4 separate regions of the Homo sapiens genome follow, and regions 1, 3 and 4 are each linked to region 2. Evidence: chromatin contacts called from ENCODE Hi-C or POLR2A ChIA-PET data. All regions are on one chromosome and are shown on one strand. Each heading gives the region's core, a stretch centred on a gene start or an enhancer-like site at or near the end of the contact. The rest is flanking DNA. Distances are from core to core; before and after follow the strand shown.

Region 1 (2,970 bases), core at 365-2,864, 1.1 Mb before region 2:
GTTCACTATTTGGATGATGGGTTCAACTGAAGCCCAACCTCAGAATCACACAATATATCCATGTAGCAAATCTGCACAAGTAACCCCTGAATCTAAAATTTAAACAACAAAAACAATTATTTATCCTATTCAGGACCAACGATGGGCCTAGGCATTATGAAAGTGGGCACAAGAGTAAAAGCTAATGAGACAAATATAAACTGCATTGACTCAAAAAATTTACCTAAGAGTATACCGTATGCTTTACCCTTATTGCTTTATTTAATCTTCTTGAAAATGCAGCAATTATTAACATTATCTATAGATGAGAAGGCTGTCACTTAGAAATCATTTGCCCACATTGGTGCTGCTAATAAAGAACTTGACCGAAATATAGATGCAAGCACCAGGCACACTTCTAAGCGGTCTATATTATTATCTCATTGACTTCTCTCAATATCCCCATTGAGTAGATACTATTACTATCGTCACTGCACAGATGAGGAAACTGGCTCAGAAGGTTAAGTTGCCAAAGGTCATTTGAACCCAGAGTCGTCTCAATCCAGCACCCAAACTTAACCATTATTTGCTATGCTGATCAGACAACAGTGTAGGTATTGTAAAAACTTTATTTATTTATTATTTATTTTGAGACAGTGTCCCGCTCTGCCCTCGGGCTGGAGTGCAATGGCGCGATCTCAGCTCACTGCAACCTTCGCCTCCCGGGTTTAAGCGATTCTCCTGTCTCAGCCTCCCGAGTAACTGGGATTACAGGCGCGCGCCACCATGTCCGGCTAATTTTGTATTTTTACTAGAGACGGGGTTTCACCGTGTTGGCCAAGCTGGTCTCGAACTCCTAACCTCGTGATCCGCCCACCTCGGCCTCCTAAAGTGTTGGGATTACAGGCGTGAGCCACCGCGCCAGACCAAAACTTTTGATTCTTCTCATCCTTTTGGGTATTTATTATGAGATATCCTTATAATAATTCCTTATAATAATATTTACTATTATGAGGCACTCTTATGTCTAGGTTTGGCTATAAGCCCTAAAAGGCTGAAATCATAAGCAGTAATTGTTTACTAATTCTCCCCAGCTTTAAATAAGAGCACCACCAAGTCTTTCAAAGCTCAAGAAAACTAAATGGATAAAATCATTTAAAACACTCAGCTCTTTGAATGCCTGAATTCCCTCTACAAACATTTCTGCTAAGCAGTTTGCTCTCCTCCAGTGACAGGGCACTCAGTGGCTCTTGAGGCACACCCCTGGGTTGATGGGGAGCGCTCACTGTAAACATGTCCTTACCTCTGTAATAGGCGGAGGCGGTTGCAGCTCGGCCAGAGGCAATGCAGGGAGAGAGAAAGCCAACTCCGCCGACCTGGAACACCCACACAAACTAGATCAGCTCGACAAGCCCCCCAAGGCCAAGGATCCAAGCCCCGTCCCTTCCCACTCCAACATCTCACCATTTGCTACTGTGTAGTAGGCCCCGCTCCCGGGTAAGGCCCGCAATAAGCAGCAGTTGCTTTTTAATTTCCCGCAAATCTGAGAAATCGCTGTTTATGGACAGGACAGGCGCCACTGCCGCCGTCACAGCCACCGGGACCATGGAGGTACTCGCAGCCATTTTCCCGACTCGGGCCACTCCAGCCAATCATCGGCGATAATACTGGCTGCCCATCTGCACCAAAAATATCTGCCTGTCATTGGCCGGCTCTTGCTCCGGAAAAACCAATCATAGGTCTTATTTCTGAAACGTCACGAAGAGGCGGGGGAAAAGAAACAACTACATCCCCAAATGGCCAAGAGCTACTGAGGCGGGAAAATTAGAAAATAGGCGGGGCGAGGGAGAAGCCACGACCTCTGGGCGGGGCGGGGAAGAGGGGAATGAGTGACTGGGAAAAGTAAACTGGGAAGCTAGGGGTGGGAGTAGGGGCAAGAAAGGGTGGAGAAGGGAGAGTGCCTTTCACGGGTGATGTGATTGGATGAAAAATAGAAAGGGTGTAGTTTCAGGGCCGACTCTGTACCAGATAATGACAAAGTGATGTATATGCTAGGAAAGATGCATGGTAGCCTCTGGATTCTTCCTTAAAATAGGAGGATGTATCGCCCCATGTGGAGGATTTTTCCTCTTTGTCTACCCTTTCTTACCCCGGGTAGCCCGGGGAGGTGGGGGTGAGAGCATTGTTCTGTAACATTTATTTAACAATAATTGTTAACATTTCACATTTATTGAGGGTTTATCCTACAACAGGTTCTGCTCTTTTACAACTATAATCTGGTTTAATCCTAAAAACAGCACTATGATATTCGTATCATCCCAATTTTATAGAAAGAAAAACGGAAGCTCGGCCAGGCGCGGTGGCTCAAGCCTGTAATCCAACACTGTGGGAGGCCGAGGCGGGCGGATCACGAGGTCAGGAGATCGAGACCATCCTGGCCAACACGGTGAAACCCCGTCTCTACTAAAAATACATAAAAATTAGCCGGGCGTGGTGGCACGTGTCTGTAGTCCCAGCTACTCGGCAGGCTGAGGCAGGAGAATCGCTTGAACCTGGGAGGCGGAGGTTGCAATGAGCCGAGATCGTGCCATTGCACTCCAGCCTGGGCGACAGAGCGAGACTCCGTCAAAAAAAAAAAAAAAAAAAAACAAAACCAGAAAAGAAAAAAAAGAAAAAACGGAAGCTCAGAGAAGTTCTATCACTCTTCCAAGGAGAGAGTCTAGACTATAAACCAGATTTTACTCCAAAGCCCAATGTTCTTAAACATTACATGAACATTTTCGGCGTTTTTTGGTTTTTATCCTTTCATAGTAGTATACTATCTTACCAACCCCTCGGGAATTTTTTTTGAAACCATTTTGTCATTCACTGGGTGTTATATAGAAGTTATCTATTTTTAAATTGTTATTTTATTATTTTATTTATTTTAAGAAAGGGTCTCGGCCGGGCGCGGTGGCTCACGCCGGTAATCCCAGCACTTTGCGAGGCGAA
Region 2 (2,909 bases), core at 139-2,638:
AACTGCTTATTGCATTGCCCACCTTATAGAAAGCACTCCATATTATAATCATTAACTGTGCTGGAAAATTCCCAACTCTCCAGATGCGGAGTTCTGCAAGGATGGTTGGGGAGAGAGTTGCAGCCAGATTAGGTCTCCAAACAATTTACTTAAGCCTCTGAAGGCCGGAGCTCAAATCCCTCCAACCCGGGTACCTAACCAGTACCTCAGTCCCAAGAGTGTATTGCATTCAGTCAAATTCACCAAAAGGCGGCGGTGGTCTTTAGGAAGGAAAAGGCTCGCGGTCCTCCGCCTCAACGACCCTCCTGCACAGAATTCCTGATTTTAAAAACCAGCTGGCCACTTTGGGAGGCCGAGGCGGGCGGATCACAAGGTCAGGAGATCGAGAGCATCCTGGCTAACACGGTGAAACCCCCGCCTCTATTAAAAATGCAAAAAGAAATTAGCCAGGCGTCGTGGCGGGCGCCTGTAGTCCCAGCTACTCCGGAGGCTGAGGCAGGAGAATGGCGTGAACCCGGGAGGCGGAGTTTGCAGTGAGCCGAGATCGCGCCACTGCACTCCAGCCTGGGTGACAGAGTGAGACTCCGTCTCAAAACAAAAAACAAAACAAAAAAAACAGCTGGCTGGGCGTGTAGGCTCACGCCCTTAATCCAATGCTGAGAGGCGGAGGCGGGAGCACTGCTTGAGCCAAGGAGTTCCAGACCAGCCTAGGCAAAATAACGAGACACCATCTCTACGGAAAAAATAAAAATAAAAAAGTTAGCTGGCCATGGTGGTGCGAGCCTGTAGTCCCAGCTACTGGGGAGGCTGAGGTGGGAGGATCCCTTGAGGATAGGAGTTCGAGGCTGCAATGAGCCATGATAACGCCAGCGCACTCCAACCTGAGCAACACAGTTTATTTATGATAAATAAATAAACATACCTAAATAAAAACCAGCCAAAATGGTATCGTTTTCCCTTTGTGGCCCCAATATCTGGCGCTTTCCACCATTCCTTGGCAAACAGAACAACCAGAGAGCATAAAAGTCGAGTCTAAGCCAGGGACTCTCGCGAATCCCTTCTAAGGCATACCCTATTTAAACTTTGTATTATGCTATTCAGGAGGTTGACAAACAGCCTTTTCGGGAATGGGACTCGAACTCGTAAGCCACGTCTGTTCCTCCATTTCCCGCCTCAGCTGGATGACGGAGAGGGATCTCCGGGATTAAAGAACAACGACCGCAGGCGAGTGCACGAGCGAGGTGCGCGCGCTGAGTAGGGGGAGGGGCCTGGCGCGCGCCGAACCAGATCGAGGGGGTGGGGGCGAGCTCTCTCGCGAGAGTGGGTTTGTTCTTGGGCTGCAGCCGCTGCCGCCGCTTCTCGCCAGCGCCGTTGCTGCGGGGGATTGTGGGAGTCTCCGCGTCCCGCTCGCTGGGAGAGAGGTACCTCTCCTTTTCCCTCTCCCTTTCCCTAAGGTAGGCGTGAAGCGGGTAAGAGTCGGGGTCGGGTGGCTGGGGGTTCTCCGTGTCCGCCGGGAGGGGACAACGACGGCGACAGGGGCTGCGGGGAGCCGGCGGCGCGCCTTTCTTGCTCGCTCCCGCTCTGCCTCCCTCCGCGTTGCGTATGTGAGCCGCCTGATCGGCGGCCGCCATGTTAGGAGCGCAGTGGCGGCGCAACCAGCCTTCTAGGGCGGCGGAGGTGAGCGGTCCGGGAGGGAAACACGCGGCCGGCCAAGGGCCCAGGGTGCGGCGGGAGATTTTGGGTGAAGAGGTGCGCTGACCGGCCGAGCTTCCTGCGCGTCCTGGGCTCGTTGTGGGCGGGGGCGGGACGACTAGCCCGTTACACGCGGGCCGCGGCGCTGAGGGGGAGGGAGGAGCTCGCTCGAGGCCTGAGGGACAGACTGTACACTGGGGGCTTGCCGTTTGAGGAGGATGGTTAAGATATCTAAGTCCTTGGGTAGCGCCAGTGCCAAATAACCCGTTCGCCTTTTTTTCTCTGAAAATGTTCCCCCAAAATGGAGGATTTCGCAGACTCTGAAGAGCCTGCTTGTTTGAGCAGCGTTTCTTTCTTTTCCCGGTGTCTCGGCCTTCACGCCGCTCCTTGCCCATCGCCTCAGAGCGCCCCCTAAGACTCCCGGCCCACACGCGCGCGCGCGCGCGGCGTTAGCTGGACATCAGAAACAATTCCTCCCCGCCCCCCATCGCGTAAAAATGGCCGAAAAATGAAACGTTAACGCTTGTTTTTCGTACTGCGTCGTGGAACAAGCCGCCTGCAGTACAGTGCGAGGCGGGTGATTTGCACTTGTTTAGTCAAGTCACCTCACATCCTTTTTCTCTTTATCAAAATAGTATTAGTCCAGGTTCCTCCAGAGAGGATCGTGTGGTGTGGGACCTTCCGGTTTCCAGACAAAGGGTTTTGGAGTACCGTGGTGTAGTCGCCGCATCGTTCTTTGCATTTCGAGCTCTGTGCCATGTTCTGTGTTCGGCATTTACCGTGGATGAATATCCCCTAGGTGTTTATCCTGCTCTGTGGCCCTGTTCTGTGGAATATTCCTATTGGATCAGTTACAGTTTTTTAGCCAGATATTTCTAGAACGGTTATGGTGGTTCTGAAATGGCTAGTCTTTCGGGCGCGCTGGAATAATGTGAAGAATCGTTGATTTCGTAGGTAGGGGTCACGAGATTTTGTATTGGTACTGCGTTCTGTGTTTTAAACCTTGGCTTAAGATTTCTGAATAGTCGGTAAAATACATTTTTCTCCCAGGGAAATCTAAACAGTTGACTATGCGGACAAAAATGATGTTTCAGGCTATTTTAATAAATGTTTAAAATTTCCCTTTAAAAACATTTCTTTACTAATGGCTCAGTCATCTACGCAGTCTATCGACGTTTTTCACAGTATTGTTTTAAAAATCAAGAAAGGCTTGACAT
Region 3 (3,149 bases), core at 54-2,553, 1.3 Mb before region 2:
TGAGGTCAGTTCAAGACCAGCCTGGCCAACTTAGTGAAATCTGATCTCTACCAAAAATACAAAAATTAGTCAGGCGTGGTGGCGGGCGCCTGTAGTCCCAGCTACTCAGGAGGCTGAGGCAGGAGAATCGCTTGAATCCGGGAGGAGGAGGTTGCAGTGAACCGAGATCGCTCCACTGCACTCCAGCCTGTACGACAGAGCGAAACTGTCTCAAGGAAAAAAAAAAAAAAGTAAGAAGGCGCTCCCAATGGATATACAAATAATTATCAGTCCATTCAATTCCATCAACAAGCACTTAGTAAATGCACAGTACCTGTGAGAAAACCAGGCCAACAAGCATTTCAAGGTTACCAAAAAAGGAAGGTTGAAAATAGCCTCACACTAACCCAGCTCTAAAAAGACAAATAATTCAAAACCACCCTTTAATGTCTGTCTCTCTAAACAGGTGCACCCCAGTTAATGTTAATAGTCTGCATTACTACTGGTAATGATTCTGGCTACCATTTTAGATTATCAGATCCTTCAAAGTAAATGCCCAACTTTTTTCACTGATTAGAAGGCGAAACGGGGAACCAAATGAAATAATCCACCGTCTTTCTAAAAGTCAGTTTGATTTTAACTGATTACAAACAAAAAGGGCTTAACAGTTTCCCACTGCGCAAATGTGCCAACCGATTCCTACAACCTCATCTAGGAAACCAGGCGTGCCACGCGAACCCTAATGCTATACAAAGTGTCCCCCTCCAGCCTGGCCTATGCAGAGCGCATTCTAGACAAGGCCCCAGTGCACCAACAGCCCAATTTTGGCTATATTCTCTGAGCGATTTAAGGAAGTCCGCAACCACTCATCTCACGTGACCTTAAAAAGGGGCGCAGTTGAGCCCAGAATAAAACACACTCCTTTTTCTTCTACATCAACTTCACTGCCCAGCATGAAGGAAGTGGGCGGGGAAGAGGCGCAGCGCCAGCGGGCAGGAGAGGTCAGCAAAGAAACGTGGGGTGTCGCGCCATCTACTCTGGAGGGGCTGGAGGTGAGGGGCACGCCCGCTCAACTGCACTGCAGCCGCTGCAAATCCAAGGCTGCCACACCCCCCGGCAGCCAGGGACACGGCTTCATCTTCCTCTTTCTCCAGCGGAAAGGGGGCCCTCTCCACGGAACGCCCCACCTGCTAGAGTCCTCCACATCCCGAAACGCAACGCCCGAGAGCAGGCGCGGGTGGCAGGCGGCGCTGGGGGGCAACAGGAGGGGAAGGGCCGCGGCGACCTGCAACCCGCGCATGCGCAGATCCGGGTACCCGCCCGTTTACCTACCGTTGGAACCGCGATGCCCCGTTCCCTGGCCGCGGCCGCTTCTCCAGGACCCGCGGCGACGGCAAGAGGGCGAGAACTGAGGCCCCAAGTGGCTCCGCGGCCGAGAAGCCTCTTCCTGGGGCGGCCGCTGACGGGAGGTTAAAGCTACGGCTGTGGCGCGGGGCCAGCCCGGTAAGCGACCCCCCGGATACCCCCGGCGGTGGTGGCGACGCAGACGCGGAACAGGGGGAGAGAGTGGCGACAGAGGCGGCGGCTGAGGTGCAGAGCCTCCCTAACGGCGAGCGGGAGGAGAGCGGCTGGCGGGCGGAGGCCGGGCCGGACGTGACGTGCGTGGGAGGGGGCGGGGCAGGCCGCTGGTGGGGGCGGGGCGGCGAGGGTCCCCACCCCCACAGCATTCCGGGCAGCGGCCCTGTGTCCTGCAAGCTTGAGGACCGCGGTTCCTCTCCCACCAATTGGGGTCCTGAATTAGGGTGCGAGCAGCCAGGCGCCATCCCGGGGCGGGTTGTGGGGTCCTCGGTATGGGGAGGTTGGGAAACAGAGAGGACACTGGGGAGAGGAAAGATAAAGGGAAAATCCGGAACACAGAGATCGCTTCTGGTCTCTGCGGAGGAAGCCAGGCCCCCAGGGCGCCCATATCCAGGTGAGGAGCACAGAGACCTGAACCGAAAACCGCTGGGGGAGACCTAAGCGGTGACTTCGGTTCCCATTCCCAGAGATGTGAGTTAGATCCGGGACCACGGGGCTGCACCTGCGTCCTGCCCGCCCCCACCCTACCCCTTCACCTCAGGACCTGACCTAGACTCCAGAGAGAACAGTAAGGCTTCGGTGCCTTAGTCTGGGACTGTGGAAGTCGATAGGCTGCGGGCTTACAGGGAGCTTCGTATACTAAAATCAGCCAGCTGCGGAGGCAGAGCTGAAAGGAGGCAGAAAGAATGAGCTCTCTGAACTTGCATGGCTACCCAGACCATCCCTACAACTCCCTTGAACTCACAAGGGTATGAATATTCAGCCAATCTCTTCTTTGTTATAGTCTGTTAAGGGCTTTGAGATCTTCCATTTGGACTCCTTGACAGCCGGTAGATCAACACCTGCACAAAAAATAGCAGCCACCACAATTCAGTTGTCCCTTACCTACCTGAGCTGGAAGTTAGTAACTTGGAAAATGTAAAACAAGAACCCTCATAGAACTTGGGACAAGATTTGAAAAAAATAAAGTTACCCTATGAAATGATCTGTAAATGGGCTACAGAGGCCACAGTGTCTCCCACATTTCATCAGAGAGAGTAAACCATGTGTAACCTAAGTGTCACATACCCAGTTAATGCTGTCATAACCGAAGGGTGGGGTCCACAAAGAGTCTAAAACCAGAAGAATCTGAATAAGAATGTTCTATGAGGCTCCCAGGAACTCTGTCCAGGAACGAGGCAACTGATTCTAATGACCAGAACCAACACTTACTCTCAGGGCAGTTAAATCTTAATTCAGATTCACTCACTCATTCAACAGATACTTAGTGAATGCTTACTATGTTCTAGTCTCTTAAGATACGTCAGTAAATCCCTGCCTTCGTGGAGTTTATATCCTAGCAAACCTAAATTCTGGATCTCCGTTAAGAGCATACAAAGGCCCATACTCTGATTCCAAACTCAGCTAGTAGCCTTTCCATCATTCAGGGAGTCTCTCAAATAAATCTACATACCCAATAAGAAGGGATTGTCCAAGGCATATAACTAGGACTAGTTATACTAGCTGTACAGTTTTTGTCAATAAATTCATATCATGGTTTACAAATCGGACACTGTTCACTGGGTTGAATTGTTTTATCCGAATTAATTTCT
Region 4 (3,331 bases), core at 521-3,020, 1.4 Mb after region 2:
CCCAAGTCCAAATAGAATTTTGGCTGATTCTGGATGGCCGCAATGGGTTGTTTCAGGGAAGCTTTCGGGGGCACTGTAGGCATTTATTATTAACTACGGTGAGCAATGTATTGCATGGGTCCAGCCTCAGCTGGGAGCCCATTCTCTCTCTTTTTTTTTTTTTTTTTTTGAGACGGAGTCTCGCTCTGTCACCCAGGCTGGAGTGTGGTGGCACGATCTCCACTCACTGCAACCTCCACCTCCTGGGTTCAAGCAATTCTCCTGCCTCAGCCTCCTGAGTAGCTGGGATTACAGGTGCCCGCCACCACACCCGGCTAATTTTTGTATGTTTAGTAGAGACGGGGTTTTACCATGTTGGCCAGGCTGGTCTTGAACTCCTGACCTCAGGTGATCCACCTGCTTCAGCCTCCCAAAGTGCTGGGATTACAGGCGTGAACCACCGCACCCAGCTGGGTACCCATTCTCTAGGCTCCCATAGGCTATCTAACATAATACCCAGCACAATACACTAAAGTTACTCGTGTCTATCTCCTCCTGTAGTCTACTGGCTTTTGGAAGGAGAAGCTTTTTTCCTTCTCCAATTATTAGTGCATGTCTAATGTCTACTGTGTCTCACAGATATCTACTCTGAGAACCAATCTGCTTAAGGTGGTCACTCTCCTCCACCTCCTCCCGTCATTCCCAGGGCACCATATAGTTAAAAGCTGTGATTAAAATCCTGTTATTCAGTATGTATAAACATTTATTGCATACCTACAATGTGTTAGGCAACATGATAGGAAAATTTCATTTTGCAATACATTGCCATGCCAGTCTTAGAGGGGTAAGTGCATTCTAGGAAGGGGAATAAATGTAAAGGCTCAATCCTGTTAAACTCTAGCTGCATCTAAAGTTGCAGCTAGAGTTTAACAATAGTGCAAAACAAAGTTTTGATTCCGTTTTCTAATCTCTACAGTGAGAAAAGAAGAACACGCTTCCTCCTAACTAATGAAGATTAAATGAGTTAGGCAGGGAAGCACTCAGCACAGGGCCCAGCTCTATGTGCAAAATTACTGAGATTCTCACACACTACCTGGACTGACACTGGCTACACGTTATTTGGAGAAACTATATTGACTAACTTCTCTCCTGTCTGAAGCCCATTCTTAACTACAAAAACGTCAGCTCCTGGTCCCTACGCAGGATTCGGTCAGCCTGCATACTTATGTTGCCCGGAATACAACGCATCATATAACCCTGCGAATATAAATTTCTTCATGGAAACAAGATCAACAGCAAGGCTAAAGTCCGAGTTCTAGTTTCTCCACGGGTTTCTGCACGACCTTGGGCGGTCCCTTCTCTTCTCAAACCCTTGTTCCCCTACCGGAGCCCCAGACCCCTGGCGTCCCGCACTCACCGTAGCGGGCCCAGAGCTTGGGCTGCACATCGGAGCATTCGCGGATTAGGATGGGTAGGTCGGGATTCGCCTTCTTCAGCTCCACGTAGCGTTTCTCAATGAAGTCCCTGCGGGGCCGGAGAGAGCGCCGCGCGTGCTGTGGGCGGGGGCTTCCCTCAACTTCAGGGAGGTCGAGGTCGTGACCCTGGCGTCCCGAAGCCCGCCCGCCTCACCACGCCGCGCCTCACCTGACGCCCTGGCTGCCGGGCGAGCGCTGACATAAGTGGATGCGAATCTCACGCAGGCCCAGCTTTGCCCCGACTCCTCGACTTGCTGCGGCCGCCGCCATCCTTGTTAATATCGAAGTCGCCAATTCCAGGTCTTCAGGCCAAGTGCTCCGGTCTGACCAACCGCGGACCCTAAAGCCTAGCCCATAGGCTGCATGAGGCAGGGGCGGGGTAAAGCTTGGCCAATGATATAAAAGTATTGTAGGACCGCTGCGAGGTCAATTTCTTTGCGCTCGGGGTTGGTCGGAGGGAAAAACAGGAAGCGGAAAGGCTGCGAACGCAAAGCAGTGTGGGTTGATTCTGAGGTGCACTGTGGGAAAGAGCTTGTCGCTGCGGTGTTGCTGTTGGAGACTCGATTGTTGGTGACAGCGAAAGAACGATAACAAAATGCCGGAGCGAGATAGTAAGGCTCAGGCCATCCGTTATTTCTTCCCCATGGCACTTGGGGCACTTGGCGCATTATTGTAGCTTCTGAGCTTAAGCCGGGTGTGTGTGTGTGTGTGTGTGTGTGTGTGTGTGTGTGTATGTATGTATGTGTGACGCTTGAGCCCGGAGAAGCCACAGGGTCCTAAGTGAGGCCGACAGCTCCAAACTCCGTCCCCAGTCCTCACTCCTACTCCAAGTGATGATGGGCGGCTTTTGTGCGTGGATCGCTTTCCCCCAGTCCTGTCCCCATACTTAATCCTGGGTTGCGCGTATTTATCTTTTACGTAGTATTTTAGACGTGATCTTCCGGAAGTCTTCTCTGATCCTCCAGCGCAGGATTAGGGTCCTCTGCTTTGTGCTCCCACAGCTTCTTGTAGTTTCCTATTTCAGCACTTATTACATTGTGTTGACACTGTCGCTGTTCTAACTTTTGTTCTGTATTGTTCACTACTATATCTCAAATTTTTGCATAGGATCTGACACGTAAGAGACTGATTAAATTAACGTCAATTTTTTTTGTCAGGTGAGCCGTTCTCCAACCCTTTGGCCCCCGATGGCCACGATGTGGATGATCCTCACTCCTTCCACCAGTGAGTATTTTGTGCTAGGACCATGGAAATGAGTTGGGCAATGAATAGAAAAGTGGTGGTGATGGTGAAAGAATTCTGAATGTCTTGTCATCAAGGATGGTAAAAAATTATACCCGCTGGCCCTTTATCTCTGTGAGCCTTAACTGGATCAGGCCAAGTGCATAAGGGTATTAGAAGGGAAATTCCTGCAGGAAAGGTGTTAAGTTTTTTTTTTTTTTTATACGTGTTGTGTAATTACACATTATATAGGAATTACTTCTTCCAATAGCAAATTAAAACATAGGAAATAAGGGTAAAATCATCTTTTTATTTTTTTTGAGACTGAGTTTCGCTCTTGTTGCTCAGGCTGGAATGCAGTGGTGCGATCTCGGCTCACCACAACCTCCGCCTCCCGGGTTCAAGCAATTCTCCTGCCTCAGCCTTCCGAGTAGCTGGGATTACAGGCATGTTCCACTACGCCCGGCTAATTTTGTATTTTTAGTAGAGATGGGGTTTCTCCATGTTGATCAGGCTGGTCTTGAAATCCCGACTTCAGGTGATCCACCCGCCTCTGCCTCCCAAAGTGGTGGGAGTACAGGCGTGAGCCACCGTGCCTGGCCCCCGATAAAATCATCTTTGATAACATCCCCAATTCCAGTCCATTTCTTTTTTTT

The links. Hi-C counts contacts between places; a loop is a spot of excess contacts on that map. ChIA-PET counts read pairs that join two places held with the same protein, here RNA polymerase II (POLR2A). Pooled maps may share reads with other maps.
Region 1: a loop to region 2 is called in a pooled map, with 8 times the contacts of the local background. The contact joins the promoter of CDC23 here to the promoter of MATR3 in region 2. A Hi-C loop is called at or near these places in 7 of 50 pooled maps. POLR2A ChIA-PET finds 5 or more read pairs at or near these places in 2 of 52 experiments (H1 and activated B cell).
Region 3: a pooled map shows a loop between it and region 2 (9-fold over the local background). The contact joins the promoter of FAM13B-AS1 here to the promoter of MATR3 in region 2. A Hi-C loop is called at or near these places in 1 of 37 single-sample maps with no recorded cell type and 8 of 50 pooled maps. POLR2A ChIA-PET finds 5 or more read pairs at or near these places in 1 of 52 experiments (Caco-2).
Region 4: a pooled map shows a loop between it and region 2 (4-fold over the local background). The contact joins the promoter of NDUFA2 here to the promoter of MATR3 in region 2. A Hi-C loop is called at or near these places in 1 of 168 maps with a recorded cell type or tissue (breast epithelium) and 4 of 50 pooled maps. POLR2A ChIA-PET finds 5 or more read pairs at or near these places in 3 of 52 experiments (B cell, CD4-positive, alpha-beta T cell and T-cell).

Annotation. Positions count from the first base shown.
Region 1 is chr5:138,211,709-138,214,678 of GRCh38, forward strand. CDC23 (cell division cycle 23) reads right to left here and starts at 1,615. Exons shown (of 16, transcript NM_004661.4): 1 at 1,444-1,615; 2 at 1,283-1,355. The coding sequence starts at 1,604. RefSeq lists an enhancer at 1,632-1,926.
Region 2 is chr5:139,292,352-139,295,260 of GRCh38, forward strand. MATR3 (matrin 3) reads left to right here and starts at 1,389. Exons shown (of 15, transcript NM_018834.6): 1 at 1,389-1,454. It overlaps LOC124901081 (a long non-coding RNA gene), which reads right to left and starts at 1,206. Exons shown (of 4, transcript XR_007058956.1): 1 at 923-1,206. RefSeq lists enhancers at 1,461-2,164, 2,165-2,867.
Region 3 is chr5:138,031,471-138,034,619 of GRCh38, forward strand. FAM13B-AS1 (FAM13B antisense RNA 1) reads left to right here and starts at 1,304. Exons shown (of 2, transcript NR_037900.2): 1 at 1,304-1,482. It overlaps FAM13B (family with sequence similarity 13 member B), which reads right to left and starts at 1,609. Exons shown (of 24, transcript NM_001385994.1): 1 at 1,312-1,609. LOC124901077 (a long non-coding RNA gene) reads left to right here and starts at 1,669. Exons shown (of 2, transcript XR_007058952.1): 1 at 1,669-1,781; 2 at 2,025-3,149. RefSeq lists enhancers at 638-697, 798-1,681 and silencers at 1,188-1,257, 1,268-1,317.
Region 4 is chr5:140,645,860-140,649,190 of GRCh38, forward strand. NDUFA2 (NADH:ubiquinone oxidoreductase subunit A2) reads right to left here and starts at 1,771. Exons shown (of 3, transcript NM_002488.5): 1 at 1,624-1,771; 2 at 1,397-1,503. The coding sequence starts at 1,724. It overlaps IK (IK cytokine), which reads left to right and starts at 1,970. Exons shown (of 20, transcript NM_006083.4): 1 at 1,970-2,065; 2 at 2,612-2,678. The coding sequence starts at 2,050. MIR3655 (microRNA 3655) reads left to right here and starts at 1,985; the gene lies at 1,985-2,067. It also overlaps a transcript of TMCO6 not described here. RefSeq lists enhancers at 1,349-1,768, 1,509-2,044.